Regions from separate parts of the Homo sapiens genome. Here region 2 is linked to region 1. Evidence: chromatin loops called from intact Hi-C (ENCODE). Cell type or tissue: lower leg skin. All regions are shown on one strand. Each heading gives the region's core, and the rest is flanking DNA. Links, peaks and the distances in the headings are about the cores only. Region 1 holds the start of LOC105375397 (a long non-coding RNA gene). Region 2 has its middle 53 kb from the start of SAMD9.

Evidence for each region. Hi-C counts contacts between places; a loop is a spot of excess contacts. Peaks named below come from ENCODE experiments on the same cell type or tissue, not always from the same donor. Only the 100,000 strongest peaks of a DNase experiment are listed, where the experiment ranks them.
Region 2: it touches region 1 in a loop (18-fold over the local background); 24 of 110 quality-filtered maps call a loop at or near these places.

The regions. Positions count from the first base shown.
Region 1 is chr7:92,590,873-92,607,552 of GRCh38, reverse strand. It overlaps LOC105375397 (a long non-coding RNA gene), which reads left to right and starts at 6,618. Exons shown (of 3, transcript XR_927744.3): 1 at 6,618-7,119; 2 at 12,285-12,377; 3 at 15,405-15,533. It overlaps CDK6 (cyclin dependent kinase 6), which reads left to right. Exons shown (of 8, transcript NM_001145306.2): 8 at 1-2,632. RefSeq lists a silencer at 8,660-8,709. In lower leg skin, for the core only: no CTCF peak of the experiment used is centred there; no DNase peak of the experiment used is centred there.
Region 2 is chr7:93,056,549-93,073,228 of GRCh38, reverse strand. No RefSeq gene overlaps it. Among named protein-coding and RNA genes, the nearest start is that of SAMD9, 53 kb to the left of the region's middle. In lower leg skin, for the core only: no CTCF peak of the experiment used is centred there; no DNase peak of the experiment used is centred there.

The sequences.
Region 1 (16,680 bases), core at 3,399-11,398:
GACTAAGCCCCCAAATAAGCTGCATGCATTTGTAACATGATTAGTAGATTTGAATATATAGATGTAGTATTTTGGGTATCTAGGTGTTTTATCATTATGTAAAGGAATTAAAGTAAAGGACTTTGTAGTTGTTTTTATTAAATATGCATATAGTAGAGTGCAAAAATATAGCAAAAATAAAAACTAAAGGTAGAAAAGCATTTTAGATATGCCTTAATTTAGAAACTGTGCCAGGTGGCCCTCGGAATAGATGCCAGGCAGAGACCAGTGCCTGGGTGGTGCCTCCTCTTGTCTGCCCTCATGAAGAAGCTTCCCTCACGTGATGTAGTGCCCTCGTAGGTGTCATGTGGAGTAGTGGGAACAGGCAGTACTGTTGAGAGGAGAGCAGTGTGAGAGTTTTTCTGTAGAAGCAGAACTGTCAGCTTGTGCCTTGAGGCTTCCAGAACGTGTCAGATGGAGAAGTCCAAGTTTCCATGCTTCAGGCAACTTAGCTGTGTACAGAAGCAATCCAGTGTGGTAATAAAAAGCAAGGATTGCCTGTATAATTTATTATAAAATAAAAGGGATTTTAACAACCAACAATTCCCAACACCTCAAAAGCTTGTTGCATTTTTTGGTATTTGAGGTTTTTATCTGAAGGTTAAAGGGCAAGTGTTTGGTATAGAAGAGCAGTATGTGTTAAGAAAAGAAAAATATTGGTTCACGTAGAGTGCAAATTAGAACTAGAAAGTTTTATACGATTATCATTTTGAGATGTGTTAAAGTAGGTTTTCACTGTAAAATGTATTAGTGTTTCTGCATTGCCATAGGGCCTGGTTAAAACTTTCTCTTAGGTTTCAGGAAGACTGTCACATACAGTAAGCTTTTTTCCTTCTGACTTATAATAGAAAATGTTTTGAAAGTAAAAAAAAAAAATCTAATTTGGAAATTTGACTTGTTAGTTTCTGTGTTTGAAATCATGGTTCTAGAAATGTAGAAATTGTGTATATCAGATACTCATCTAGGCTGTGTGAACCAGCCCAAGATGACCAACATCCCCACACCTCTACATCTCTGTCCCCTGTATCTCTTCCTTTCTACCACTAAAGTGTTCCCTGCTACCATCCTGGCTTGTCCACATGGTGCTCTCCATCTTCCTCCACATCATGGACCACAGGTGTGCCTGTCTAGGCCTGGCCACCACTCCCAACTTGACCTAGCCACATTCATCTAGAGATGGTTCCTGATGCTGGGCACAGACTGTGCTCATGGCACCCATTAGAAATGCCTCTAGCATCTTTGTATGCATCTTGATTTTTAAACCAAGTCATTGTACAGAGCATTCAGTTTTGGCTGTGGTACCAAGAGAAAAACTAATCAAGAATATAAACCACATTCCAGGCTGCTGTTTTCTCTCCATCTACAGGCCACACTTTTACTGTATTTCTTCATACTTGAAATTCATTCTGCTATTTTCATATCAGGGTACAGACTTATAAGGGTGCATGTTCCTTAAAGGTGCATAATTATTCTTATTCCGTTTGCTTATATTGCTACAGAATGCTCTGTTTTGGTGCTTTGAGTTCTGCAGACCCAAGAAGCAGTGTGGAAATTCACTGCCTGGGACACAGTCTTATAAGAATGTTGGCAGGTGACTTTGTATCAGATGTTGCTTCTCTTTTCTCTGTACACAGATTGAGAGTTACCACAGTGGCCTGTCGGGTCCACCCTGTGGGTGCAGCACAGCTCTCTGAAAGCAAGAACCTTCCTACCTATTCTAACGTTTTTGCCCTCTAAGAAAAATGGCCTCAGGTATGGTATAGACATAGCAAGAGGGGAAGGGCTGTCTCACTCTAGCAACCATCCCTCCATTACACACAGAAAGCCCTCTTGAAGCAAAAGAAGAAGAAAGAAAGAAAGCTTATCTCTAAGGCTACTGTCTTCAGAATGCTCTGAGCTGAATGCTCTTGCTCCTTTCCCAAGAGGCAGATGAAAATATAGCCAGTTTATCTATACCCTTCCTATCTGAGGAGGAGAATAGAAAAGTAGGGTAAATATGTAACGTAAAATATGTCATTCAAGGACCACCAAAACTTTAAGTACCCTATCATTAAAAATCTGGTTTTAAAAGTAGCTCAAGTAAGGGATGCTTTGTGACCCAGGGTTTCTGAAGTCAGATAGCCATTCTTACCTGCCCCTTACTCTGACTTATTGGGAAAGGGAGAACTGCAGTGGTGTTTCTGTTGCAGTGGCAAAGGTAACATGTCAGAAAATTCAGAGGGTTGCATACCAATAATCCTTTGGAAACTGGATGTCTTACTGGGTGCTAGAATGAAAATGTAGGTATTTATTGTCAGATGATGAAGTTCATTGTTTTTTTCAAAATTGGTGTTGAAATATCACTGTCCAATGTGTTCACTTATGTGAAAGCTAAATTGAATGAGGCAAAAAGAGCAAATAGTTTGTATATTTGTAATACCTTTTGTATTTCTTACAATAAAAATATTGGTAGCAAATAAAAATAATAAAAACAATAACTTTAAACTGCTTTCTGGAGATGAATTACTCTCCTGGCTATTTTCTTTTTTACTTTAATGTAAAATGAGTATAACTGTAGTGAGTAAAATTCATTAAATTCCAAGTTTTAGCAGAATGTGTTTTTTTTCTTTCTTTTTTTTTTTTTTTTTTTTTTTTTGGTGCTTCTTATTTGCAACCTGGCCATGTGGTAGAAAGAATGTGTTTTAAAGTTTTACTTTAAGAGATTCCTTTTCAGGCTTCTAGTGTTTAAAAAGTAAATAACAGCTAAGTGAGCTTAGAACTCATTCAACAATTGGCCGGGCACGGTGGCTCATGCCTTTAATCCCAGTACTTTGGGAGGCCGAGGCAGGCAGATCACCAGAGGTCAGGAGTTCAAGACCAGGCTGGCCAACGTGGTGAAACCCTGTGTCTACTAAAAATACATGAAAACTAGCCGGGCATGGTGGCACGCGCCTGTAATCCCAGCTACTCAGGAGACTGAGGCAGGAGAATCACTTGAACCTGGGAAGTGGAGGTTGCAGTGACCTAAGATGGCGCCACTGCACTCCTGCCTAAGCAACAGAGCAAGACTCCATCTCAAAAAAAAAAAAGAACTCATTCAACAATCATGCGTTGCTTAATGACTGAGATACAGTCTGAGAGATGCATTGTTAGGGGATTTCATCGTTGTGAGAACATCATAGAGTGTACTTACACAAATACACACCTAGACTAGATGGTGTAGCCTAAGCCTCCTAGGCTACAAACCTGTATAGTATTGAATACCGTAGGCAATTGTAACACATTGTTAAGTATTTGTGTATCTAAACATAGAAAAGGTACAGTCAAAATATGGTATAAAAGATAAAAAATGGTACACCTGCAAAGGGCACTTACACTGAATGGAGCTTTCAGGACTGGAAGTTTCTCAGGATAAGTCAGTGAGTGGTGAGTGAATGTGAAGGCCTAGGACATTACACTACTGTAGACTTTACTGTACACTTAGGTCACACTAAATTTATTTTAAATTTTTTCTTTAATAATAAATTAACCTTGGCTTACTGTAAATTTTTTAGTTTATAAACTTTAATTTTTTTAACTTTTTGACTTTTTTTTTTTTTTTTTGAGACAGGGTCTCACTCTGTCACCTACGCTGGAGTACAGTGGCACAATCATGGCTCACTGCAGCCTCCACCTCCCAGGCTCAACCTATCCTCCCACTTCAGTCCCCTACCCCCAAGTAGCTGGGATTTCAGGGGCATGATTGACTCTTTTATAATAACACTTTATTTTTAAACACAAACACATTGCACAGCTATACAAAAATATTTTCTTTATTCTATAAGATTTTTTCTATTTTTAGTTTTTTTTTTAATTTTTAAACTGTTTCATTAAAAACTAACATGCAAACACACACATTAGCCTAGGCCTACACAGGGTCAGGGTTATCAATATCATTGTCTTCTACCTCCATATCTTGTCCCACGGGAAGGACTTCAGGGGGCAATAACACACATGGAGCTGTCATCTCCTGTGATAGTGCCTTCTGAAATACTTCCTGAAGGACATGCCTCCGGCTGTTTTACAGTTAACTTTTTTTATAAGTAGGCGTACACTCTGTAGCAATGATTAAAAGTATAGTATAGTAAATACATAAATCAGTAACAGCCATTTATCATTATCACAAATGTGAGTCATGTGTTACACTGTGACATCACTAGGCAATAGGAATTTTTCAGCTCCACTATAATCTTACCAGACCACCGTTATATATTCAGTTCATCATTATGCAGTGCATGACTGTATTTATTGAACCCTCATTAGTTGACTGTGCTAAGCACTGAAGTTACAAAAATGAGTAAGGCAATGGACAGTCCTTTCAGGAGCTTACAGGAAGAGAAGGGGCTGTGAAAAAGGTTTGTGTAACTAATTGCTAATCACCTGGAGATGAGCAAAGTTTTCACCTTGGAAATCATGCTTAAGGGGACTCAAAAACAAAGAGCAATGATTTCCAGTTTCATGAGGAGAAATACTTTGCCCATGTAGAGGCCTGTAGTTTTATGAAAGAGCAGGCAGGGAAGGTGAGGAGGCTGGTGAGACTGTGCCTGGGACAGTGGCCTTCAAATATCTGGATCATAACCTAGAGAAAGAAATAGAATCTGCCAGCATGAGCTGGTACACACATACACACACATACACACACACACATATATGCTGGATCATTTTCTTTGAAGCTGTGTACAAACAGCTCCTTTGGTTATCTCTGGTATTTGGTACTCACTTAGGACCACATTGCATTAAAAAAGCCTAGTAGCCTTTTGCCATTGATTTTACCCTCTGGACTGTCATCCCAATTTACATTTCCTGTTGTCTAGGGAAGAACTCCTTATGTGGATGGCTCCCGGAAGGCCATATTTGTTCAAACTTACATTTTACAAAATGATGCTATGTGGTCCACACATTCTCTTTTCTGTTTTGTTATCTACTACTCTGAAAATAACTAGTGACTAAAGCTGATTTCACAATCACATGAATAGGCCATGACTTACAGTTTGAAAATTATTGATAAAAGAGGCGGGTATGTGAAGGAGAGTCAGGAGGTAAGGTCATATAGGCCATGTAAAGGAGCTTGGAACCACAGAAGGACTTTAAAGAAGGAGATTATTTCTGTTAATTTTTGTTCAACTATGTATGTACTGGAGGCAGAGGGAGGAATAGATCAAGCAGCTCCCGAGATACTACACAATAAACCAAAAGGGGGATCATTGTCACTGATACATATATTCCTCTCTTCGTATATAATATCAGGTATACTGTATTTAAATTGGACTTCCAGAATTCCCTAGAAGCTCCCATTAGGACTTGCCTTTATTTTTTTATAGGTCCTAAATTGCATTTAAATTTTATTTATTTATTTATTTTTGAGGCAGGATCTTACTCTGCACGTAGACTAAAGTGCAGTGGCACAATCTCACCCCCCAAGTATCTGGGACTACAGGCAGGAACCACCACTCCTGGCTAATTATTATTATTCTTATTTGTAGAGACAGGGTCTCACTATGTTGCCTAGGCTGGTCTCAAACTCTTGGGGTCAGGTGATCCTCCTGCCTTGGCCTCCCTAAGTGCTGGCATGAGCCACCATGCCCAGGAGGCTGGTGAGACTGTGCCTGGGACAGTGGCCCTCAAATATCTGGATCATAACCATTTAGATTTTTAAACTTTAAATTTTAAATTTTAAAACTCTTTAAAAAATATTCATGAGGTAATATAAAGGGTCAAGAATTTGATCTTTATTAAGATATCAAAAACTTGTGGTTTATAAAGGGGTCAGTCATAATGATACATGTTTCCACAAACCATAGGCATCTACAACCAGGTTTGATTGGACCATTTTCTTTATTTTTTATTTTATTTATTTATTTATTTATTTTTGAGATGGAATTTCGCTCTTATTGCTTAGGCTGGAGTGAAGTGGCGCGATCTCGGCTCACTGCAACTTCCGCCTCCCAGGTACAAGTAATTCTCCTGTCTCAGCCTCCCAAGTAGCTCGGATTACAGGCATGCACCACCACACCTGGCTAATTTTTTGTGTATTTAGTAGAGATTGGGTTTCACCATGTTAGTCAGGCTGGTTGCAAACTCCTAACCTCAGGTAATCCACTCCCCTCGGCCTCTCAAAGTGCTGGGATTACAGGCTTGCGGCACCGCGTCTGGCCTACTGGACCTTTTTTTTTTTTTTTTTTTGAAGCTATGTATGAACAGCTCCTTCAGTTATCTCTGTATTACTCACTCAGAACCTACTATACATTACATTACATTACATTACATTACATTACATTACATTACATTACATTACATTACATTACATTAAGAACCTAGTAGCTGTTTGCCGCTGATTTTGCCCTTTGGAATGTCAGCCCAATTTGCACCTCCTGTTCTGTAGGGAAACACTCTTAATGGTAGGGATGGGTCCCAGGATGCCATGTTTGCTCTGCAGTGTGGTGAAACCCAGTCTCTACTAAAAATACAAAAATTAGCCAGGCATGGTGGTGCATGTTTGTAATCTCAGCTGCTTAGGAGATTGAGGCAGGAGGATCACTTCAACCCGGGAGGCAGAGGCTGCAGTGAGCTGAGATCACACCACTGTACTCCAGCCTGGGAGACAGAGTGAGACTCTGTGGAATAGAATGCAAAATTCAGATTCTTAAGGCAATGTATTTCTACTTTTATAGATTTATTTTTAAATAAACCCATTTTTATAAAAATGAAAAAAATACAGATAACTTCAAAGATACTATTTGACTTTAATAACTGCATTGGAGGATACCACTAGATGCCCCTTGATACAATTCCCTCTCCTGTGGAAAATTTTGAGAAGCACCACAGCAGCCAAGAGAACACATTGGCACTTGTTTGGAAAGGGGTCTGTTGTTCTAAATGCTGTACCTCCTCTGGTCTCCAGGATTCTTCATTTGAAAATGACAACTATTCTGTGATAAAGAAAGTCAAGTTTACCCATATTCACTGGATGTCTACAACTGGTGTCGGCTTTCAAAGAGCATCCGATACAAGGAGGCAGAAGCATCAAGAGGCACCCAGTAGTTCATTGGTTCAACAGTGATGGTTTGTAATAATAGACCCTCCCTCCTGCTCCTTGGATTGCATTGTGATACAGTGTTATTTAACTGTGGATGCAGCAAAAATAGTGCCCTGGAGGAGAAGGGAAGCAATTGACATCCAGTGAACTCCCCAAGTGCCAATTTGGTACATGCCATACAAACTATCTTATTTCATCAAGTCATTCTTACCTCCAAAGTGAGAATAAGTAGATGGTGTGGTCAGCCCCAAAAAGTTCTGAAATGAAGTTGTATATAAACACATAGGAAAGAAATATCAGTGCATGCTCTAGGGTCTAGTGGTGCCTAAACAGAGTAGAGGTTCAATAGTATTGAATGGATTAGTGATGAATTTCCAGTGGCCAAGTGACTGAAATGTAACTGCTGAAATAAAATCATCACATACTTACCATAAAATATTTAAAGAATACAAAAACTACTAAGAAAAAAATTAATATTACCTGAAACTCCACAACCTGGAGAAAATCACTGCTAATATTTTGATAAATAATTTCTAGATACCTAGCTTTGTACAGATACATGTAAGATACAGGAATGAAATTTTACGCTATGATGATGGGCTGGCTGTACACCCCATTCAATAACTTGTGTTTTGAGTGTTGTGTGTTGCTTTACAGAAGATCTTGGACAATTCGTCATTGCAATACATATAAATCTACATTAACTTCTCTTACAGCTGAATAGTGTGCCATTGTGTAAATGTACTATAATTTACTTACCCAATCCCCTATTGATAGGTATTTCTCCCCACCATATATCCAATTTTTTACTGTTAGAAACAATGCTTCTAAGGAGGGTGCGGTGGCCCACGCCTATAATCCCAGCACTTTGGGAGGCCAAGCCCAGGGGTTTGAGACCAGCCTGGGAACATGGTGAAACCCCGTCACTACAAAAAATACAAAAAAAAAGCCAGGCACGGTGGCATGGACCCTGAGACTGAGGTGGGAGGATGGCTTGAGCCAGGAAGGTCCAAGTAGTAAGTCATGATTGTGCCACTGCACTCCAGCCTAGTTGACAGAGTGAGACCCAGTCTCAAAAAAAAAAAAAAAAAAAAAAAAGAAGAAGAAGAAAGAAACAGTGCTTCTAAGGGCAGTACTGCGCATGCATTTATATTTATTTGCATATGTCAGCAGCTAGCTTTAAGTCATCTCATCACTGGAAACTCATACATTCATTCATTCAACACTTAATGAACTTCTGTTCCAGGCACCAGCAAACCCTAGAAATACAGTAGTGAACAAAACAAGGTGCTTGCTCTCATGGAGCTAACATAAATATTTGCATAGGATAATTACATTATGATAAGTGCTAAAATTGCTATAAGGTAGAAAGTACTTGCATTGGCCAATGCAAAGACTTTGGTATTTACTCTGAATAAGATGGGAAACTGCTGGAAGATGGGAAACTGGTGTCAGAAAAGGCCCTGTCAAAAGAGTTGAGGCATGAAGAATGAGACTAAGGCAGCTAGGTGGGGTGCTCAGGGGAAAGCAGCTGAAAGCTTCAAGGTAGGAAGGCTTGGTATGTAGAAAAGACATCAGTGAGCCTAGAGCATAGTCAGTCGGGGGAGGAGTGGTCAGAGATGAGGTTAGAGAGGTAGAGAATGTAGACAGCCTGTTTGAGAAGCTGAATCATAAAGCAGAACAGAGAAATGGAGGTAGAGCTCAGGGAGGATGTGGTATCAAAGGAGAATTCTTGTTTTCTGAGATGGAAGACAGTCCATTGTGGAAACAGAGAGATTGAGGGTGAAAAAGAAGCAATAACAGCAGAAGCAAAGGTAATGAGAAGAGGGAGAGGAAGGGCCCAGGAGAACAAGAGGAAGAGCTGGATTTGAGAGAGAAAAGGATTAATGGGAGGGCAGGCAAAGACAGTGGGTACAGGTACAAACAGACCAGTCAATATGGCAGTGAAACTAGTCATTGATTCATTTAGTAAATATTTATTGAGCACAGTGATGTGCCAGGCACTGTCCTTAGGCACTGGGGATGTGGCAGTAAACAAAATACACAAAATGTCTTGTTTTTATGGAGCTTGTTTTCTAGTGAGGGGCAACAAATAAATAATTATAGTAAACTAGGATGTTAGATACATGTGTGGGAAGAAATGAGGAAAGGAATATAAAGTGTCATGGGGGTGCAATTTTAAACGAGGAGATCAGTGAAGGCCTCATAGAGAAGGTGACACTAGATCAAAGGACTTACAGAGAAGAGGAATCTAGGTGTATTAGTGATGAAGAAAACAACAGGTGCTAATGCCTTAAGGCAGGAGCATGCCTGCCATGTCCAAAGAACAGCAAGGGGGCCAGTGTAGCAGCAATTAACTGCAAGAGAAAGAAAGGAGATATTCCAGGGAAGTTAGTGGCAGGAGAAGCATATCTTGGAGGGGCTTCTTGGCCAATGCAAAGACTTTGGTATTTACTCTGAATAAGATGGGAAACTGCCGGAAGGCAAGAAGCACAGTCGTGACATATGATCTGTTTGTAAAGCCACTGTGACTGCTCTATTGAGAAAATACTTTAGGGTGGCAAAGATGTAAGCGGGGAGCCTGGGTTAGGAGGCTGTTGTAATAATCCAGATGAGAGATAATGGTAGCTTTGATCAAAGTGAAAACAATGGAGACAACAAGATGTAAGATGTTTTGAAGGTAAAGGTTATAGTAGGTGCTTATAAATTAGACATGGCATTGAAAGAGAAGAAGCGTGGATGGGCTGGGCGTGGTGGCTCACGCCTGTAATCCCAGCACTTTGGGAGGCCGAGGTAGGTGGATCACCTGAGGTCAGGAGTTTGAAATCAGCCTGGTCAACATGTGAAAGCCCATCTACTAATAAGAAAAAATACAAAAATTAGCCAGATGTGGTGGCGGGCGCCTGTAATTCTAGCTACTTGGGAGGCTGAGGCACAAGAATCACTTGAACCCTGGAGGCGGAGGTTGCAGTGAGCTGAGATCACAGCATTGCACTCCAGCCTGGATGACAGAGTGAGACTTTGTCTAAAAAAAAAAAAGTGAGGATGTCTCTGAAGTTTTTGGCTTAAGCAGGTGGAAAGATCAAGTTGCCATTTACTGAGATGGGAAGAATGTAGGAGGACCTGGTTTTAGGGAGAATATTGGGAGTTGGACACTGGACATGTTAAGCTTGAGCTCATATGAGACACTGAAGTGAGGATGTTGACTAGGCAGTTAGAGGCATGAGTCTAGATTCCAAGGAAGTGGTCTAGATTGGAAATAAAAGTTTTGAAGTTGTCAGTGTATGGATGGCATATAAAGCTAGAGATTGGATGAGATCAACAAGAAAGAAAGTGTCTATAAAAAGAAGAGATCCCGGCTGGGTGCGTTGGCTCATGCCTGAAATCCCAGCATTTTGGGAGGCCGAGGCAGGCGGATCACCTAAGGTCAGGAGTTCAAGACCAGCCTGACCAACATGGAGAAATCCCATCTCTACTAAAAATACAAAATTAGCCAAGCGTGGTGGCGCCTGCCTATAATCCCAACTACTAGGGAGGCTGAGGCAGGAGAATTGCTTGAACTCGGGAGGCGGAGGTTGTAGTGAGCCAAGATCATGACATTGCACTCCAGCCTGGGCAACAAGAGTGAAACTCCGTCTCAAAAAAAAAAAAAAAAAAAAAAAAAGGAAAGATCCCAGAACCAAGCTCTACAGTGCCCCAGTGTTTATATGCCAAGCTCTACAGTGCCCCAGTGTTTATATCCCAGGAGACGAAGGAAAATATGCAACAGAGACTAAGTGGACTTTACGAGAAGCAGAAGGTGAGCATAGTGTCTGGAAATCCAAGTGAAAAAAAATCTTTTGAGGAGGAGAGAGTCATTGTTGTGACAAATGCTGCTGATAGGTCAAGGAAAATAAGGGGCAACTGATTAAGCAACATAGAGAAGATGAGCAACCTTGAAAAGAAATCTTGATTAGGTGGTAGAAGTAGAAGCCTGATTAGATTGGATTCAAGAAAGAATTGGTCAGTAAGTGGGATGTGAAAAATACTAACTGTGAAATGAAAAGTACTAAGTGTAAAGTAAAAGATGTGAGGTGTGAAGTATGACCTGGTACAATATTGACCCCACACTTTGATAAGCTCAGAGTACTTTCCTCCTAAGATCAAGAACAAGGCAAGAATGTCAGCTTTCACCACTTCTATTCGACACTGTACTGGAGGTGCTAGCTAATGCAATAAGCAAGAAAACAAAAAACATACAGATTAGAAGGGAAGTAAAGTCTCTCTCTCTCTCTTTTTTTTTTTTTTTTTTTTTTTTTTGAGATGGAGTCTCACTCTGTTACCCAGGCTGGAGTGCAGTAGCAAGATCTTGGCTCACTGCAACTTCCACCTCCCGGGTTCAGGCAATCTACCTCAGCCCCCAAGTAGCTGGGATTACAAGCATGTGCCACCATGCCCGGCTAATTTTTGTATTTTTAGTAGAGACGAGGTTTTACCATGTTGGCCAGGCTGGTCTCAAACTCCTGACCTCAAGTGATCTGCCCACCTCGGCCTCCCAAAGTGCTGGGATTACAGGTGTGAGCCGCCACACCTGGCAAGTCTCTCTTTATTCAAAGACAGTATGAGTGTCTATGTAGAAACTCCAAAGGCTCTACCAAAAAAAAAAAAAAAAAAGGCTACTAGAATGAATAAATTTAGCAAGGTTATAGGTTTAACTGCAAAAGGGCACAAGGAAACTTTCTAGAGAGATGGAAAATGATATCCTGATGGTAGTCACGGTTACATGATCATATATATTTTTCAAAACTCATCAAACTGAACATTTTAAACTGGTGGATTTTACCGGATGTGGAATATACCTCAATAAAGCTGATTTTTAAAAGAAAAAATAAAGATGTTTTCTTTCAATGCTAACAACAAAGCCATCCTGAAATAATTGTCCAAGAATGTTTATAGCTTGTGAGTCACCTCAACAAGGGTGGAACGAGAGGAAAATTACAGTGAAATTATAACCCATTGATTCAGTTGGCGCCCTCATGAACACCAGAAACTTTCCTTTCTGACTCACTTTACTTGGTAGCTTCCACTGCCTTTATCCAATAATAGTACTCAACCTGGGGTTTACAAACGGAAAATTAATTAAAATGAATGTCTATTTGGTTTTCATGATCCAAATCCTTTTTTAAAAACATCCTTTTTATATTTTTTACAGCGAGAAATATAGTTGTCAGGAGCACAAGATGATCACGTTTGCTGGTGATCATTTTCTCTGCATGTAGGCAAAATTACATCCAGAAGTTAAATGGTGAGTGTGGAATCGGAGCAAGGGGAGTTGATTAGCTGAGCAGTCCTATAAAATAAAATAAATCAGAAAGAAGGGAATATGGTGGAAAATAAAAATTCCTATACCTGCCCTCTAAACTCACTAATACCATTATGAAGTATCCAGCAATGAAGATTTCAAGCATACGTACGTAAAAAGTTGAACCATATGAAATTGCCATTCTCATAGGTTAGAAATTACTGCATGTCGGCAATTTCATAAGGCTCAACCAATGCATCCTCTTGCTGCACATACTGCCATACTCTATATACTCACATTCTTTTTTTTTTTTTTTTCTTGAGACAGGTTCTCACTTTGTCACCCAGACTGGAGTGCAGTAGCATGAACACAGCTCACTGCAGCCTCAACCTCCCTAGGCTCAGGTAATTCTCCCACCTCAGCCTCCCAAGTAGCTGGGACCATTATGCACCGCCAACCCCGGCTAATTTTTTATAGAGATGAGATTTTGCCCTGTTGCCCAGACTGGTCTTCAACTCCTGAGCTCAAGCAATCTACCCACCTCGGCCTCCCAAAGTGCTGAGATTGCAGGTGTAAGCTACTGTGCCCGGCCTACTCATACTCTTTATAATTCTCTTTTTCACTTAATAATAATGTATAGTGGCCATTTTTCCCTATCAACACATACAGCTCTACATCACTTTCTAAATAACTGCATAATTTGCCATTACATGGACATACCATACTTTAACCCTTTTGATGGATATTTAACTTGTTTCCTGTCTTTTGCTCTGTCATTTAATATAGTTGGATAAACACAACGGCTGTTGTCTTCAAACACAAAAGCTCCATGTTTTCATTTCCAGTCTAGTGACATGCATGCCAAAACAACATACTTGGGTTTGTGGGTTGAGTTTCTGTATCTCTCACCATTGTTTAAAATCTCAAATACCCACACAACAATAACAAAAAAAAATAGGAAAATCAGGCTGGGCTTGGTGGCTCATGCCTGTAATCCCAGCAATTTGGGAGGCCGCGGCGGGCGGATCACTTGAGGTCAGGAATTCAAGACCAGCCTAGCCAACAAGGTGAAAACCCATCTCTACTAAAAATACAAAAATTAGCCAGGCATTGTGGTGACGTGTGCCTGTAATCCCAGCTACTTGGGAGGCTGGAGCAGGAGAATCACCTGAACACGGGAGGCAGAGGTTGCAGTGAGCTGAGATCTCACCACTGCACTACAGCCTGGGTGACAGAGCGAGACTCTGTCTCAAGAAAAAAAAAAAAAGAAAAAAGAAAAAGAAAAATATATAGGACAATCCACTATATTGTTTAATTTGGATATAGACCCAAGTTCATCGCTAAAGATGCCACCTGAGTTATAATCTTTGTTATTCAAGCTGAAAAATCCTGCCCCAGAGAATTATTATTATTATTAGACTGTTACTATTTACAGCTTTGCCTTTTATCAATGCTTATGTTACTACCCTGCTTAAACAGCTTTATCTCATTTGCAAGAACATGGGTAGATCTGGAGGATGTTATATTAAGTGAAATAAGTCAGGCACAGAAAGACAAATACTGCATGATCTCACTTATATGTGGAATCTAAAAAGGCTGAACTCATAGAAGTAGAGAGTAAAATTTGGTTATCAGGGGCTGGAGGAGTGGGAAGGGAGGGAAGTGGGAGCTGCGGATCAAAAAGTACAAAGATTTAAATAGACAAGAACAATAAGTTTTGAGATCTACTGCACAGCAGGGTGACTATGGTCAATAATAATGTATCATATATTTCAAAATAACCAAGAGTAAGTTTCAAATGTCTCACCATAAAAAAAATAGGTAGGCAAGGTGATGGATATGTTAATTTGTTTAATCACTCCACATTGTATACATATAACAAAATATCATATTGTACTCCATAAATGTATACAGTGATTTGTCAATTAAAATAATATTAATTTTTAAAAGGCTCTACAGCTGGGTGTGGTGGCTCATGCCTGTAATCCCAACACTTTGGGAAGCCGAGGAGGGTGGATCATCTGAGGTCAGGAGTTCGAGACCAGCCTGGCCAACATAGTGAAACCCTGTCTCTACTAAAAATACAAAAATTAGCTGGGTGTGGTGGTGCATGCCTGTAATCCCAGCTATTTGGGAGGCTGAGGCAGGAGAATCGCTTGAACCCAGGAGGCAGAGGTTGCAGTGAGCCGAGATCTCACCACTGTACTCCAGCCTGGGCAACAGAGCAAAACTCTATCTCAAAAAAAAAAAAAAAAAAAAAGGCTCTGCCTGCAGAATAAAATATAACTTCTTCCTTTGGCATTCGAGGTCCTTTGCCTCCAGGCCCAGTGTACCTTTCCAGCCTTGTTCCCTTCTATCATAAGTGTTCTATGCTGCCAAACCTGACCACATCACCACTCCTTTTACGCGGGCTATTCCCTCTGTAATGTCCTTCCCTCTCAGTTCCTCTGAGGGAAGCTGGCCCAGGGTCACAATCCACCTGAAATGCCACTTCTCAATCCTCCCTCTCTTCTCTCCCCTCCCAAAGGCAGTGTGATTTTGTAAGGAAAGCATATGCTTTCATGGTGTGGGTGGGTGTGTGTGTGTGTGTGTGTGTGTGTGTCTACGCGTGCCTGTGTGTCTATGTGTGTATTTAATAGAGACTGCATCTTGTAAATGCTTTCATGTTTGACACACCTGTGTTTGAATCCCCAGCTTCTCTGCTTTCTTGCTGTGGAAGCTGGCACAAATTACTCGGCTTCCCTTCGCCTCGGTTTTTCTCATCCACAAAATGGAATGTAATCTCCTGGTTATGCCTAGAACATTCGGGAGGGCATGTAGGCCCACTGCTAGGACAGAAATGTATTTATTAGCAGATCACACATGTGCAGAGAATGTGTAAAGATTTCTACTGTCACTGAATTATATCCTGAGAAGTCTTGGACTGATTTGTTCTTTATGTAGTCCACTCAGATGAGCTCCCGATAGCTCTTGCCATCTTCCTTATCTTCACAGGCCCCTGGTCATTTTCTTGTTTCTCTGTCCCCCCAGGGATTCACGTTTCATCCAGGAGGGGTTGTGTACACTCGCAGAGAGAGAGAGACTTCTAAAGGAAACACAACCTTTCTGTTGACTTATACCATATTTTTAAAAATCTCTGTGTTCTGTACAATCAGCCAACCAAGGAAGTGAAAGGTAAGAAGGAGCTGAAGAGGGAAAAAAAAAACTATATTCTCTCACAGGTATTATCATGCTTATCATGTTGGAGTATTAAAAATAATATCTGTCAAATGCCTAGAATATTTAAAACATGAAAAATAAGCCAGGAAAGAAAGAATAACTTAATATTAATAGGTTCTCCTCTTCCTCTTGTGTATAAAAAGAAGCCTGTCTTCAGTCAGAGTCCCCAGCTTAAGTCGGGGGTAATGGAGGAGGAGGAGAAATGAGAGACTGGAGGCCTCATTTTGGAAAGTGGGTTACTGAGGAAGAATCAACACTTAGTAGGGAGCAGAACCACCAAGGACTGCATGTGAGAGTTTGGAAAAGTTTTGAGACAGAAGATGGTAGTTGGGAGCATCTGTCATATAGTGTAGCATGAAAAATGCAGGGAGGGAGGGAGGCAGAGATCGGGAAAGATGATTTTAAAGCATGTTCTTGTATGTAATTAGTGTAATTCCCATTTTGCCATTTCCAAGAGTCCGGAGAAGATCCTAATTGATTTTCAACTACTTCCTAATGATACTTGCTAAGATGAACCCAGAGGGGTCGCTTTATCTATAAATACTTACTAAATATGATTATCTTCTCTGGAGCCCAGATCATCTTCCTTAAAGTTGCAGTGCAGTAGTGCCAATATTACGATATGCTATGCAGTAAAGTTGGCCCTGTGTGTGTTTATTGCCCTTACGAGTTTATAAACAGGCTCCTTGACGATAGGGATTTTTCTTAATCATCTTTGTGCCCTACCCAGCTCCAGCTTCCAGCCACCCAGTTAGTGAAAACTGTACAAACTACATGTTCAAAAATTAGTGTGAAATGAATGCACAGGTGATGAATGAATGGGATTGAAATTAAAGGGTGATTTCGTTAGCAGCGTCTATGACAGCACTGCCTTTCCCCCCACCAGCTGATGGGCTCCGTGAGGGACCAAGGCTCTTTGGTCCTCACTTTGTCCCCAGCACTTGCACTCTGTCAAGCACAAAATAAGCATCGGGAGAATCTTTGTGTCCCCTCGAATGAGTATTTCAGTGTATCAAGAATGGAAGAAAGGCCAAGCGCAGTGGCTCATGCCTGTAATCCCAGCACTTTGGGTCGAGGCGGGCGGATC
Region 2 (16,680 bases), core at 3,030-11,029, 470 kb before region 1:
CCCCAGTAGGGGCAGACTGACACCTCACACGGCCAGGTACTCCTCTGAGACAAAACTTCCAGAGGAACGATCAGGCAGCAACATTTGCTGCTCACCAATATCCACTGTTCTGCAGCCTCCACTGCTGATACCCAAGCAAACAGGGTCTGGAGTGGACTTCCAGCAAACTCCAACAGATCTGCAGCTGAGGGTCCTGACTATTAGAAGGAAAACTAACAAACAGAAAGGACATCCACACCAAAACCCCATCTGTACATCTCCATCATCAAAGACCAAAGGTAGATAAAAACACGAAGATGGGGAGAAACCAGAGCAGAAAAGCTGAAAATTCTAAAAATCAGAGCACCTCTCCTCCTCCAAAGGAACGCAGCTCCTCACCAGCAATGGAAAAAAGCTGGATGGAGAATGACTTTGATGAGTTGAGAGAAGAAGGCTTCAGATGATCAAACTACTCCGAGCTAAAGGAGGAAGTTCGAACCCATGGCAAAGAAGTTAAAAACCTTGAAAAAAAATTAGACTAATGGCTAACTAGAATAACCAATGCAGAGAAGTCCTTAAAGGACCTGATGGAGCTGAAAACCATGGCATAAGAACTACATGACAAATGCACAAGCCTCAGTAGCCGATTGGATCAACAGGAAGAAAGGGTATCAGTGATGGAAGATCAAATGAATGAAATGAAGCGAGAAGAGAAATTTAGAGAAAAAAGATTAAAAAGAAATGAACAAAGCCTCCAAGAAATAAGGGACTATGTGAGAAGACAAAATCTACATCTGATTGGTGTACCTGAAAGTGACGGGCAGAATGGAACCAAGTTGGAAAACATTCTGCAGGATATTATGAAGGAGAACTTCCCCTATCTAGTAAGGCAGGCCAATACTCAACTTCAGGAAATACAGAGAATGCCACAAAGATGCTCCTCGAAAAGAACAACTCCAAGACACATAATAGTCAGATTCACCAAAGTTGAAATGAAGGAAAAAATGTTAAGGACAGCCAGAGAGAAAGGTCGGGTTACCCACAAAGGGAAGCCCATCAGACTAACAGCAGATCTCTTGGGAGAAACTCTACAAGCCAAAAGAGAGTGGGGGCCCATCTTCAACATTCTTAAAGAAAAGAATTTTCAACCCAGAATTTCATATCCAGTCAAACTAAGCTTCATAAGTGAAGGAGAAATAAAATACAGACAAGCAAATGCTGAGAGATTTTGTCACCACCAGGCCTGCCCTACAAGAGCTCCTGAAGGAAGCACTAAACATAGAAAGGAGCAACCGGTACCAGCCACTGCAAAAACATGCCAAATTGTAAACACCATCGATGCTAGGAAGAAACTGCATCAAATAACGAGCAAAAGAACCAGCTAACATCATAATGACAGGATCAAATTCACACATAACAATATTAACCTTAAATGTAAACGGGCTAAATGCTCCAATTAAAAGACACAGACTGGCAAATTGGATAAAGAGTCAAGACCCATCAGTGTTCTGTATTCAGGAAACCCATCTCATGTGCAGAGACACACACAGGCTCAAAATAAAGGGATGGAGGAAGATCTACCAAGCAAATGGAAAACAAAAAAAAGCAGAGGTTGCAATCCTAGTCTCTGATAAAACAGACTTTAAGCCAATAAAGATCAAAAGAGACAAAGAAGGCCATTACATAATGGTAAAGGGATCAATTCAACAAGAAGAGCTAACTCTCCTAAATATATATGCACCCAATACAGGAGCACCCAGATTCATAAAGCAAGTCCTTAGAGACCTACAAACAGACTTAGACTCCCACACAATAATAATGGGAGACTTTAACACCCCACTGTCAACATTAGACAGATCCACGAGACAGAAAGTTAACAAGGATATCCAGGAATTGAACTCAGCTTTGCACCAAGCGGACCTAGTAGACATCTACAGAACCCTCCACCCCAAATCAACAGAATATACATTCTTCTCAGCACCACATCCCACTTATTCCAAAATTGACCACATAGTTGGAAGTAAAGCACTCCTCAGCAAATGTAAAAGAACAGAAATTATAACAAACTGTCTCTCAGACCACAGTGCAATCAAACTAGAACTCAGGATTAAGAAACTCACTCAAGGCCGGGCGCGGTGGCTCACGCTTGTAATCCCAGCACTTTGGGAGGCCGAGGCGGGCGGATCACGAGGTCAGGAGATCGAGACCATCCTGGCTAACACGATGAAACCCCGTCTCTACTAAAAAAATGCAAAAAAAATTAGCTGGGCGTGATGGCGGGCGCCTGTAGTCCCAGCTACTCAGGAGGCTGAGGCAGGAGAATGGCGTGAACCCGGGAGGCGGAGCTTGCAGTGAGCCGAGATTGAGCCACTGCACTCCCGCCTGGGCCACAGAGTGAGACTCCGTCTCAAAAAAAAAAAAAAAAAAAAAGAAACTCACTCAAAACCGCTCAACTACATGGAAACTGAACAACCTACTCCTGAATGACTACTGGGTACATAACGAAATGAAGGCAGAAATAAAGATGTTCTTTGAAACCAACGAGAACAAAGACACAACATATCAGAATCTCTGGAACACATTTAAAGCAGTGTGTAGAGGGAAATTTATAGCACTAAATGCCCACAAGAGAAAGCAGGAAAGATCTAAAATTGACACCCTAGCATCACAATTAAAAGAACTAGAGAAGCAAAAGCAAACACATTCAAAAGCTAGCAACAGGCAAGAAATAACTAAGATCAGAGCAGAACCGAAGGAAATAGAGACACAAAAAACCCTTCAAAAAAATCAATGAATCCAGGAGCTGGTTCTTTGAAAAGATCAACAAAATTGATAGACTGATAGCAAGAATAATAAAGAAGAAAAGAGAGAAGAATCAAATAGACACAATAAAAAATGATAAAAGGGATATCACCACGGACCCCACAGAAATACAAGCTAACATCAGAGAAAACTATAAACACCTCTATGCAAATAAACTAGAAAATCTAGAAGAAATGGATAAATTCCTTGACACATACACCCTCCCAAGACTAAACCAGGAAGAAGTTGAATCCCTGAATGGACCAATAACAGGCTCTGAAATTGAGGCAATAATTAATAGCTTACCAACCAAAAAAAGTCCAGGACCAGATGGATTCACAGCCGAATTCTAACAGAGGTACAAGGAGGAGTTGGTACCATTCCTTCTGAAGCTATTCCAATCAATAGAAAAAGAAGGAATCCTCCCTAACTCATTTTATGAGGCCAGCATCATCCTGATACAAAAGCCTGGCAGAGACGCAACAAAAAAGAGAATTTTAGACCAATATCCCTGATGAACATCGATGCAAAAATCCTCAATAAGATACTGGAAAACCAAATCCAGCAGCACATCAAAAAGCTTACCCACCATGATCAAGTGGGCTTCATCCCTGGGATGCAAGGCTGGTTCAATGTATGCAAATCAATAAATGTAATCCAGCATATAAATAGAACCAATGACAAAAACCGTACGATTATCTCAATACATGCAGGAAAGGCCTTTGACAAAATTCAACAACACTTCATGCTAAAAACTCTCAATATATTAGGTATTGATGGGACGTATCTCAAAATAATAAGAGCTATCTATGACAAACCCACAGCCAATATCATACTGAATGGGCAAAAACTGGAAGCATTCCCTTTGAAAACTGGCACAGGACAGGGATGCCCTCTCTCACCACTCCTATTCAACATAGTGTTAGAAGTTCTGGCCAGGGCAATCAGGCAGGAGAAGGAAATAAAGGGCATTCAATTAGGAAAAGAGGAAGTCAAATTGTCCCTGTTTGCAGATAACATGATTGTATATCTAGAAAACCCCATCGTCTCAGCCCAAAATCTCTTTAAGCTGATAGGCAACTTCAGCAAAGTCTCAGGATACAAAATCAATGTGGAAAAATCACAAGCATTCTTATACACCAATAACAGACAAACAGAGAGCCAAATCATGAGTGAACTCCCATTCACAATTGTTTCAAAGAGAATAAAATACCTAGGAATCCAACTTACAAGGGACGTGAAGGACCTCTTCAAGGAGAACTACAAACCACTGCTCAATGAAATAAAAGAGGAAACAAACAAATGGAAGAACATTCCATGCTCATGGGTAGGAAGAATCAATATCATGAAAATGGCCATACTGCCCAAGGTAATTTATAGATTCAATGCCATCCTCATCAAGCTACCAATGACTTTCTTCACAGAATTGGAAAAAAACTACTTTAAAGTTCATATGGAACCAAAAAGAGCCCACGTTGCCAAGTCAATCCTAAGCCAAAAGAACAAAGCTGGAGGCACCACGCTACGTGACTTCAAACTATACTACAAGGCTACAGTAACCAAAACAGCATGGTACTGGTACCAAAACAGAGATATAGATCAATGGAACAGAACAGAGCCCTCAGAAATAATGCCGCATATCTACATCCATCTGATCTTTGACAAACCTGAACAAAAACAAGAAATGGGGAAAGGATTCCCTATTTAATAAATGGTGCTGGGAAAACTGGCTAGCCATATGTAGAAAGCTGAAACTGGATCCCTTCCTTCCACCTTATACAAATATTAATTCAACATGATTAAAGACTTAAATGTTAGACCTAAAACCATAAAAACCCTAGAAGAAAACCTAGGCAATACCATTTAGGACATAGGCATGGGCAAGGACTTCATGTCTAAAACACCAAAAGCAATGGCAACAAAAGCCAAAATTGACAAATGGGATCTAGTTAAATTAAAGAGCTTCTGCACAGCAAAAGAAACTGCCATCAGAGTGAACAGGCAACCTACAGAATGGGAGAAAATTTTTGCAATCTACTCATCTGACAAAGGGCTAATATCCAGAATCTACAATGAACTCAAACAAATTTACAAGAAAAAAACAAACAACCCCATGAAAAGTGGGCAAAGGAAATGAACAGACACTTCTCAAAAGAAGACATTTATGCAGCCAACAGACACATGAAAAAACGCTCATCATCACTGGCCATCAGAGAAATGCAAATCAAAACCACAATGAGATACCATCTCACACCAGTTAGAATGGTGATCATTAAAAAGTCAGGAAACAACAGGTGCTGGAGAGGATGTGGAAAAATAGGGACACTTTTACACTGTTGGTGGGACTGTAAACTAGTTCAACCATTGTGGAAGTCGGTGTGGCAATTCATCAGGGATCTAGAACTAGAAATACCATTTGACACAGCAATCCCATTACTGGGTATATACCCAAAGGATTATAAATCATGCTGCTATGAAGACACATGCACACGTATGTTTATTGCGGCACTATTCACAATAGCAAAGACTTGGAACCAACCCAAATGTCCAACAATGATAGACTGGATTAAGAAAATGTGGCACATATACACCATGGAATACTATGCAGCCATAAAAAGTGATGAGTTCATGTCCTTTGTAGGGACATGGATGAAGCTGGAAACCATCATTCTTAGCAAACTACCAAGGACAAAATACCAAACACTCCATGTTCTCACTCATAGGTGGGAACTGAACAATGAGACCACATAGACACAGGAAGGGGAAAATCACACACTGGGACCTGTTGTGGGGTGGGGGAGGGGGGAGGGATAGCATTAGGAGATATACCTAATGTTAAATGACGAGTTAATGGGTGCAGCACACCAACATGGCATATGTATACATATGTAACTAACCTGCACGTTGTGCATATGTACCCTAAAACTTAAAGTATAATAAAATAAATAAATAAATAAACAACAACACACTTCAAGGAAATAGAAATGCAAGAACAAACCAAACCCCAAATTAGTAGAAGGAAATAAATAATAAAGATCAAAACAGAACTAAACAAAATAAAGACTTAAAAGATCTTTAAGATCAACAAAACAAAAGTTTTGTTTTTTGAAAAGATATATAAAATTGACAATCCCCTGGCTAGTCTAAGAAAAAAACAGAAAAAAATAAACAAAATTGGAAACTAAAAGGGAGATATTACAACTGATACCACAGAAACTCAAACAATCATTAAAGACAATTATGAACAACTGTATGTCAAACTATTGGAAAATCTAGAGAAAATAGATAAATTCCTGGATACCTATAACCCACTAAGATTGAACCAGGAAGAATAGAAAACCTGAACAGACCATTAATGAGTAGGATACCTGTAACCTACCAAGATTGAACCAGAAAGAATAGATAACCTGAACAGACCAATAACAAGTAATAAGATCAAATCAGTAACATAATTCCCCCCTAAAAAATAAGTCCAGAATCAGATGGCTTTATTGCTGAATTCTACCAAACTCACAAGAAACTAACACCAGTTCTCCTCAAACTATTCTAAAAAAAAAAACGAAGAGAAGGGAATTCACCCTATCTCATCCTATGAGGCCAGCATTACCCTGACATCACAACTAGACAAGGATGCAACCAGAAAGAAACTACAGGGCAATATCCATGATGAACATAGATGCAAAAATCTGCAATGAAATCAATCCAATAATACATTAAAAAGATAATATACAATGAGCAAATGACTTTTATCCCAGGGATGCAAGGATGGTTCCACATACATAAATTAATAAATGTAATACATAATGTAAACAGAATGAAGGGCAAAAGCCATATAATCATCTCAATAGATGGAAAAGCATTTGAAAAATTCAACATCCCTTCATGGTAAAAACTTTCAACAAATTAGGAACAAAAGGCATATATCATAACACAATAGAGGCCATATATGACAAACCAACAGCTAACATCATACTGAATGGGAAAAAGTTGAATGCCTTTCCTGTAAGAACTGGGGCAAGACAAAGATGCCCACTTTACCTTTCTTACTCAAAATAATGCTGGAAGTCCTAGCCAGAGCAATTAGGTGAGAGAAAGAAATAAAGGGCATCAAAATTAGAAAAGAGAAAGTTAAATGGTCCCTTTTTGCAGATGACATAATCTTATATATAGAAAAACCTAAAGATTTCATCAAAAAACTCTTATAACTGATAAAGTCAGTAAAGTTGCAGAATACAAAATTAGCATACCAAAATCAATAGTATTTCTATACACCAATAATGAAACAGCTGAAAAAGAAATCAAGAAATCAATCCCATTTGCAGTACCTGCAAAAAAAGGAAAATACCCTAGAAATAAATGTAACTATGAAAGTGAAGGATTTCTGCGATGAAAACTATAAAACACTGATGAAATAAATTGAAGGGGAAATAAACAAATGGAAAGACATCCCATGTTCATGGATTGAAAGAATTAATATTGTTATAACAACTGTACTACCCAAAGCAATCTACAGATACAAAGCAATCCCTATAAAAATATTAATTATGTTCTTCACAGAAATAGAAAAAAAAAACCTAAAGTTCATATGGAACTACAAAAGACCCAGAATAATCAAAGCAACACTAAGAATGAAGAACAAAACTAGAGACATCACACCACCTGACTTCAAAATATATTACAAAACTATAATAACTAAAACAACATGGTATTTTGTATAAAAACAGACATACAGACCAATGAAACAAAACAGGAAACCCACAAATAAATCCACATTATTTACAGCCAACATGTTTTTGACAAAGGCACCAAGAACATATACATTTGTGAAAGGACAGCCTTTTCAATAAATGATGCTAGGAAAACTGGGTATCCCTATACAGAAGAATGAAACTAGACCACCATTTCTCACCATATATGAAAATCAACTGAAAATGGATTAAAGACTTAAATGTAATATTCAAAAATATAAAACTACTAGAAGAAAACATAGGTGAAACACTTCAGGACAGTGGCCTAGACAAATATTTTATGAGTAAGACTTCAAAAGCGCAGGCAACCAAAAAAAAAAATAGATAAATAGGACTATATCAAGTGTAAAGGCTTCTGCATAAAAAAACAAAATAATCAAATAGAGTGAAGAGATAACCTAAAATGGGAGAAAATATTTGCAAACTATTTACCCAACAAGAGTCTAATATCCAGAACATACAAGGAACTAAAGAAGTTCAATAGGCCAGGCACAGTGGCTCACGCCTGTAATCCCAGCATGTTGGGAGGCCGAGGTGGGCGGATCACGAGGTCAGGAGATTGAGACCATCCTGGCTAACACAGTGAAACCCCGTCTCTACTAAAAATACAAAAAAATTAGCCAGATGTGATGGTGGGCGCCTGTAGTCCCAGCTACTCGGGAGGCTGAGGCAGGAGAATGGCGTGAACCTGGGAGGCGGAGCTTGCAGTGAGCCGAGATAGCGCCACTGCACTCCAGCCTGGGCGATGGAATGTGACTCCGCCTAAAAAAAAAAAAAAAAGAAAAGAAAGAAAGAAATTCGATAACAAAACAAATCTGATTAATGGGCAAAGCATCTAAATAGATATTTTTCAAAACAAGATATGCAGATGCCTAAGAAGTATATGAAAAATACTCAACATCACTAATTATCAGATTAATGTAAATCAAAACCACAATGAGGTCATATCTCACCCCATTTAGAATGGCTCTTATCAAAAAGACAAAAAAAAATGAATGCTGGTGAGGATGTGGAGAAAAGAGAATCCTTATACACTGTTGCTGGTAATGTAAATTAGTAGAGCCATTATGGAAAGTAGTATGGAGTCTTCTCAAAAAGATAAAAATAGTATTACCATATAATCCAGCAATTCCATGACTGTGTATTTATCCAAAGGAGAGAAAGTCAGTATATGGAAGAAATATCTACACCCTCATGTTCATTGAAACATTAGCCATGATAGCCAAGATATGGAATCAACCTAAATGTGCATCAATAGATGAACGGATCCAGTTAATGTGGTATATACATATAATGGAATACTATTCAGTCATAAAAAGTAATATAATCCTGTTATTCATGGCTATGTGGATGACCCTGGAGGACATTATGATAAATGAAGTAAGTCAGGCGCAGAAAGATAAACACCACATGTTCTCAGTCATATGTGGAAGCTTTAAAAAGTTGAGCTAATAGAAATAGGGAGTAGAATTGTGGTTGTTACAGGCTGGAAAGGATAGGGTGGAGGGGGGGATAGGAAGAGAGTTAACAGATACAAAATTACAGCTGGATAGGAGGAATAAGTTCTAGTGTTCTATAGCACTGATGGGCAAATATGGTTAACTGTAATGTAATCTACTGTACATTTTCAAAAAGCTAGAAGAGAGAATTTTGAATCTTTCCAAAACAAAGAAATGATAAATGTCTAAGGTGATGAGTATGCTAATTACCCTGATATGATCATTACACATTGTTTACATGTATTGAGATATCACTCTGTATCCCATAAATATGTACAATTATTACATGTCAACTAAAAATAAAAGGGAGAAAAATAATCTCTACTTGAGGAGAATTAAATAAATTATTAGGTTAAAAAAAATTTATGCTGAAAGAAAAAATACTATATCCAGAATTCTATATCTAGAATTCTATATCCAGTAAAAAAAAAAAATAATTCCTCAAAAATGTATCCAGAAAGATATATTTTCTGGTAAATAAAATCTAAAATAATCCATAGCCAGCAGATTCAAAACTAAAAAAAAAGGGCTAAGAGAATTCTTCAGTCTAAAGTGAAATAATACCAAATGGAAATTTTGATCTACAGAACGATACAGAGAGCACCACAAATAATTTTTAAAATAGGTAATAGAGAATTTTAAAATATAAAATATTTTTTAAAGAAAATTACTTTTTCTAGCAAATACAATGACTAAAATACTGTGAGGTTTATAACATGTAAAAGCAAAACATAAAACAACAATAGTGCCAGGAGAAAATTCTCCATGGGTTTCTTGTGTTTCTGAAGCTGTTCTGAGAAGTGGCACTGACTTTGTTTGATCCAGAATATCTTCTTGAGATTATTTTTACAGTGAACAGTTTTGGAAATAGTGTCTCCCTCAGGAGGCTTGCTAACCATTATAAAAGATTCAGATTTCCTACACTTGGGATTGCTCTCCTAGAATGCAACCGACAGCATGTGCAAGTGTTACCTGGTCTTTTTCATGTTGCCCTTTAGGAATTGGAGTCTTAAGTCTTCCACTATGGTCTGTGAAACTACAGCAAGCTAACTTGTTAGCTTGCAAGTAATGTAAAATTTCAGACCCTCCACAGTGCTTGACACACAGCAAGAGTTGCACTGAAACAAAAGCTATGGTTGCTGCTCAAGCCACTTGAACATCTGTGTCAAAGGTCAGCAGGTAAGAGAGGAGTTACAGCAATGGGTATTGACCCTGCCATCAGGAGAGGTGAAGCTGCTGTTATACAGTGATAGCAGAGAAGAATGTTTTGCATGTAAGTGATATCTTTGGGTGAATCAGTACCCTGTTGCCAATTTTGACAGTAGATGAACGATTGCAGCAGTCACGGCCTGAGAAGGGCATGGTAACCAAGGATTCAGAACCCTCAAGGTTTAAGGTTTTGTAACACTGAGTTAGCCACCAAGACCAGCAGAGATGCTAGATGAGGGTGAGAAAATCTAGAATAGAGAGCAGAGAGGCAAGATTACGAGTATCAGTTTCAGTCCTAAGAATGCCTACATTGCAAGGGTTGTAGTTTGTCCCATTCGCTTTCCTCCTACTGGTTTCTAAAAGAGGTCTTCCAGAATCCTAGAAGATCTGCTCCTCAAATGAAGAAATAAATCCAAGCAGCTCAAGAGGTGGGCTGTAGTGAATGTTGTGATGTACCGCTGAAATCCCTTTGGGATCAAAGAGCTTATTTTCCCAGAAGCTGGGTGTGCTGCCAGAATAAATTATTTATTTCAGCTGAAAAGAGCCTGTATCCAATAATTGATATGGAATATAAAGGCTATGCCCCCCTCATCCCGACTCTGAACAACTCTCAGTAACCACCTTGTCTTCATTTTCCCATATGGTCAACTGAGGCTTTGTTGAGACTGAATTGCAGCCCAGCTTCTCCCTCTGCTCAATCTTGCTTTCGCTCCTTCCCTTCCACATGTGTTGATCCCAATCACCCTCCTTAACAAACTCCCTTCTATCAGAGTCTCAAAGTCTGCTTCCTGGAGGGCTGAACCTGCAAAATAGACCAATGGGACAGATTCACCAGACCATAAACCAAGCCTCACATATATATGGATTATTGATTTATGAGAAAGGTGGAATAGCAGAACAGATTTTCCAATAAGTCATAAAAGGTAAATTTGTTATCCATATGGAAAAAGTGAAATTGAACACTATATCACACTCCCTACACAAAAATCATTTCCAGGTGATTTAAAGATCTAAATGAAAAAGGTAAAATGCCAAAGATTTTAGGAGAATCATCATGAATCTGGGGTACATAAGGATTTCTTAAGCACCTCACAAAAAGCACTAAAGAGAAATATTTGTTATTTAAAATTAGGAATTTCTATACATTAAAAAAATCACATAAGAATACAGAGACAAGCCACAGAGAAGATATGAACAACCTATAACCAACAACTGTCCAGAGGCCAGATTATATAAAGAATACCTACAAATAAATGAGGATGAGGAAGATAAGCCAATTTTTAAAATTGATCAACCTGGCCAACAAAGACTTGTAAAAGTGATTAACCCCATTAGCTAATAATGAAATACTAATTAAAACTCTGATGAAATATAATTAATTAGATTGGCAAAGATAATTTATGTAATTTTAACTTTTATTTTAGATCAGGAGGTACATGTGCAGGTTTGTTACATGGGTATATTGCCTGACACTGAGGTTTGGGGTACAAATGATCCTGTCACCCAAGTAGTGAGCATAGCACCCACTCGGTAGTTTTTCAACCCTTGTTGCACTCCCTGCTACCCTCAGCCCATGGACCCCAGCGTCTATTGTTCCTTTCTTTATGTCCATGTTTACCCAATGTTTAGCTCCAACTTAGAAGTGAGAATATGCACTATTTGGTTTTCTGTTCCTACGTTAATTCTCTTAAAAGGATGGCCTCCAGCTACATCCATGTTGCTGCAAAGTACACAATTTCACTGTTTTTATGGCTGTGTAGTATTCCATGGTGTATATGTACCACATTTTCCTTATTCAGTCCACCACTGTTGGGCTCCTAGGTTGATTCCATGTTTTTGCTGTTGTGAATAGTGCTGCAATGAACATATATGTGCATGTGTCATTTTTGTAGAATGACTTGTTTTCCTTTGGGTATATACCCAGTAATGCGATTGCTGAGTCAAACGATAGTTCTGCTTTAAGGTCTTTGAGAAATCTCCAAACTATTTTCCATAGAGCTGAACTAATTTACATCCCCACCAACACTGTGTTTAAGTGTTCCCTTTTCGCTACAGCCTCACCGGCATCTGTTCTTTTTTGACTTTTTAAGTAATAGCCATTCTGAGTAGTGTGAGATGGTATCTCGTTGTGGTTTTGATATGCATTTCTCTGATAATTAGTGATGTTGAGCATTTTCTCATGTTTGTTGTATGTCTTCTTTTGAGAAGCATCTGTTCATGTCCTTTGTAGATTGGCAAAATAGTTTTGTTTTTTTGTTTGTTTGTTTGTTTTGAGATGAAGTCTTGCTCTGTCACCCAGGCTGGAGTGCAGTGGCGCGATCTCGGCTCACTGCAACCTCCACCTCCTGTGTTCAAGCAATTCTCCTGCCTCAGCCTCCCGAGTAGCTGGGATTACAGGTGCACACCACCAAGCCCAGCTAATTTTTGCATTTTTTAGTAGAGACGGGGTCTCACCATGTTGGTCAGGCTGGTCTCCATCTCCTGACCTTGTGATCCACCCGCCTCAGCCTCCCAAAGTGCTAGGATTACAGGCGTGAGCCACCGTGCCTGGAGCAAAATATTTTTAAGCTGGTGATATTTAGCGCTGGTGCAGATATACAGCATCGGGAAGCCTCCCACTCTGATGATGGCAGTGTAAATTGATACAATCACTCTAGAAAACAGAATGGTAGTATTGTATAAGTTTGAAGATAAATATACTTTATCAGCCAGCAATTTCTCTCCCAACAATATAACCCAGAGCAGGGTTTGTCAAGCTCAGCACTATTGACTTTATAGGTGTGTTAATTCTTTGTCATGGGTGGCTGTCCTGTGCGTTGTAGATCGTTTAGCAGGACTCCAACTTCTACCTACTAGATGCCAGTAGCACTTGCCAGTTGTTACAATAAGAAAAGTCTCAAAACGTTGACCAATGTCTCCTAGGAAGCAAAATCTCCTTAGGTGAGAACGAGTCTCCTGTAGCATCATTTCTAATTGCCGAAATCACAAAACAATCCAAGTGCTAATCAAAGATGAAATAAATTATTATAGTGTAGAACATACAAGCTCTAGTTACTTATATAGCAATTAAAATTTTTAAAATTAGATTCATTAACAATATAGGCCTTACAAACATTATATTGAGTGAAAAAAACACCTGTGTTTTTACACAGAAGAATATACATTATGATCCCATATATATTATATATAAGAAAAAAAACAAAACTGTATGTTGTAGGGAACTTTACATGGGCAGGAAGTAATGGAAAGCAGGGAAATGACTACCATTAAGGTAAATCTTCCTACAGGGGTAGGCATACTGGGAAAAACAGGACGTTCGTATTTTCTTGGTATTGAAATGTTCTATTCTTGATTCAGCTAGTAGTGAGATGAGTAGTATCTTTATAACTATTTTAAAACTATATATATAAGTGTAGTACTCTTTTCAGTATGTATATTTTGAAATTTTAAAAGAAACGTTTAAATAGAAATCCTGTCTTGACTCATTTCTCCAAATAGCATATCCATGCCTTTCCTCACCTTTACAGCCCTTTATTGAAAAACTCCAAAAACTTACTGAAATTCACTGTCTGTCTTCCTTCTTTTCATTCTCTTTTGAACACGCTTTAATCTATAACCACTATTGCTCCATTGGAAATATTGCTATAAGATTGCTTCTCAGCAGCATTTAACACAAATGATCACTTCCTCCTTCCTGAAATATTTTCTCCACTTGGCTATCAAGACACCTCACTCTCTCGATTTTCTCCCAACCTCACTGGCTGCTCATCCTTAGATTACTTTGCTTGTCCCTCCTTATCTTTAAGAGCTTTTGCTGCCACAGAAGCTGCAGCAAGTAAACTGGAAGATCTTCCTAAGATAACTGATGAAGGTGGCCACACTGAACAACAGATTTTCAATGTAGATGAAACAGCCTTCAAAAAGTCCATCCCTGGCTTCAAAGCTTCAAAAGACAGGCTGACTCTCTCTTTTTTTTTTTTTTTTTTTTTTTTTTTTTTTTTGAGACGGAGTCTCGCTCTGTCGCCCAGGCTGGACTGCGGACTGCAGTGGCGCAATCTCGGCTCACTGCAAGCTCCGCTTCCCGGGTTCACGCCATTCTCCTGCCTCAGCCTCCCGAGTAGCTGGGACTACAGGCGCCCGCCACCGCGCCCGGCTAATTTTTTGTATTTTTAGTAGAGACGGGGTTTCACCTTGTTAGCCAGGATGGTCTCGATCTCCTGACCTCATGATCCACCCGCCTCGGCCTCCCAAAGTGCTGGGATTACAGGCGTGAGCCACCGCGCCTGGCCGACAGGCTGACTCTCTTTTTAGGGTTTGATGCAGCTAGTGACTTGAAGTTGAAGCCAACGCTCATTTACCATTCCAACAACCCTAGAGCCCTTAAGAATTGTACTGTATCTACTCTGTCTGGGCTTTATAAATTGAACAGCAAAGTCTGAATGGCTGCACATCTGTTTATAGCATGGTTTGCTGAATAATTTTAAGCCTACTATTGAAACCTACTGCTCAGAATACAAAATTTCTTTCAAAACGTTACTGCTTATTGACAATGCACCTAGCCACCCAAGAGCTCTGATGGAGATATGCAAGGAGATTAGTGCTGTTTTCATGCCTAACACAACAGTCAGTCTGCAGCCCACAGATCAAGGACTAATTTTGACTTTCAAGTCATATTATTTAAGAAATATATTTTGTAGGGCTGTAACAGTCATAGATAGCGATTCCTCTAATGGAGCTGGGCAAAGCGATTTGAAACCTTCTGGAAAGAATTCACCATTCTAGATGCCACTAAGAAAGAATATATGTTATTCATGGGAGGAAGCTGAAATACCGGCATTAACAGGAATTTGGAAGAAGTTGATTCCAACCCTCATAGATGACTGAGGGGCTCAAAACTTCAGTGGAGGAAGTAACTGCCGATGGGGTGGAAACAGCAAGAAAACTAGATTTAGAAGTGGAGCCTGAAATGTGACTGAATTGCTATAAACTTATGATGAAACAGTTGAGGAGTCACTTCTTATGGATGAGCCAAAAAGTGGTTTCTTGAGATAGAATCTACTCCTGGTGAAGATGCTGTGAACACTGTCGAAATAACAACAAAGGATTTAGAATATTATTATACATAAAGTTAGTTGATAAAACAGCAGCTGGTTTAAAAGGATTGACCCAAATTTTGAAAGAAGTTCTACTGTGGGTAAAATGCTATCAAAGAGCATTGCAAGACAGAAATTTTTCATAAAAGGAATAGTCAATGGATGTAGCAAACTTCATTATCCTATTTTAACAAATTGCTACAGCCACCCCACCCTTCAACAGCCACCACTCTGAAGAGTCAGCAGCCATCAACATCGAGGCAAGACCCTCCACCAGTAAAATGATTACAATTCACTGAAGATTCGGATGGTTGCTGGCATTGTTTAGCAATAAAGTATTTTAATTTAAGTATATACATTGGTTTTTAGACAGAATGCTACTGTCTAAACCTGCACTATCTCTGAGGTATGCCTGTAATTGAAAAAGAAGCTCAAATATATTTCATCAAAATATGTTTTTAGTATTTAAAGTTTTAATATTTATGCTTAATACTTATCAAAATAATTATTATCTTGCTTTGACTAATTTTATACTACTAATAATAGTGCTAATAACTCAATACAGAATAAAATGTTTTACCTTTCAGTCTTTTAATCACAGAGAAAAAATGTTTTTTAAAATTTTGATTTATAGTCTATTATGGAGAAATATGAAGATGATTGAGAAAATATTTTCATACATTAAAGGAATGCATTGGGATAAAACTCTGTGGAGTGAAATGGAAATGTGAGTGTAAGGAGAAAAAGGAACAATGTAAAATTTGACTATTCCAATAGAGCATCTTCATGTTTCTTTATACTGATGGTGGTGCTGCCTCAATATCTGAACCACTGTATTTTAAAATATTAATATTTTAATAAAGCAAAAACTACATCATTTTCTACTATTGAAATTTAAAGTAAAAAATTTTTAATGTTATCCTGAAAATGTTCAAGGAGGCCAGGCACAGTGGCTCACACTTGTAATCTCAGGACTTTGGGAGGCCGAGGCAGGAGGATCACTTGACCTCCCAGGAGGTCAGGAGTTCAAGACCAGCCTGGGCAACATAGCAAGACCCCATCTCTACAAAAAATGTTTTTAAAAATTAGCTGGGTGTGATGGCATGTAGCTGTAGTCCTAGCTACTTGGGAGGCTCAGGTGGGAGGATCACTTGAACCCAGGAGTTTGAGGTTGCAGTGAGCTGTGATCACACCACTGCACTCCAACCTGGACAACATAGCAAGACCCTGTCTCTAAAATAAAATGTTTAAGGAATTACATAGTTTTTCAAGATTATTTTAGGAGATGCATAAGCAAATGAGTCACTTTACAGAAATTCTCACATATGTGTACATGAAGAAATGTAAAAT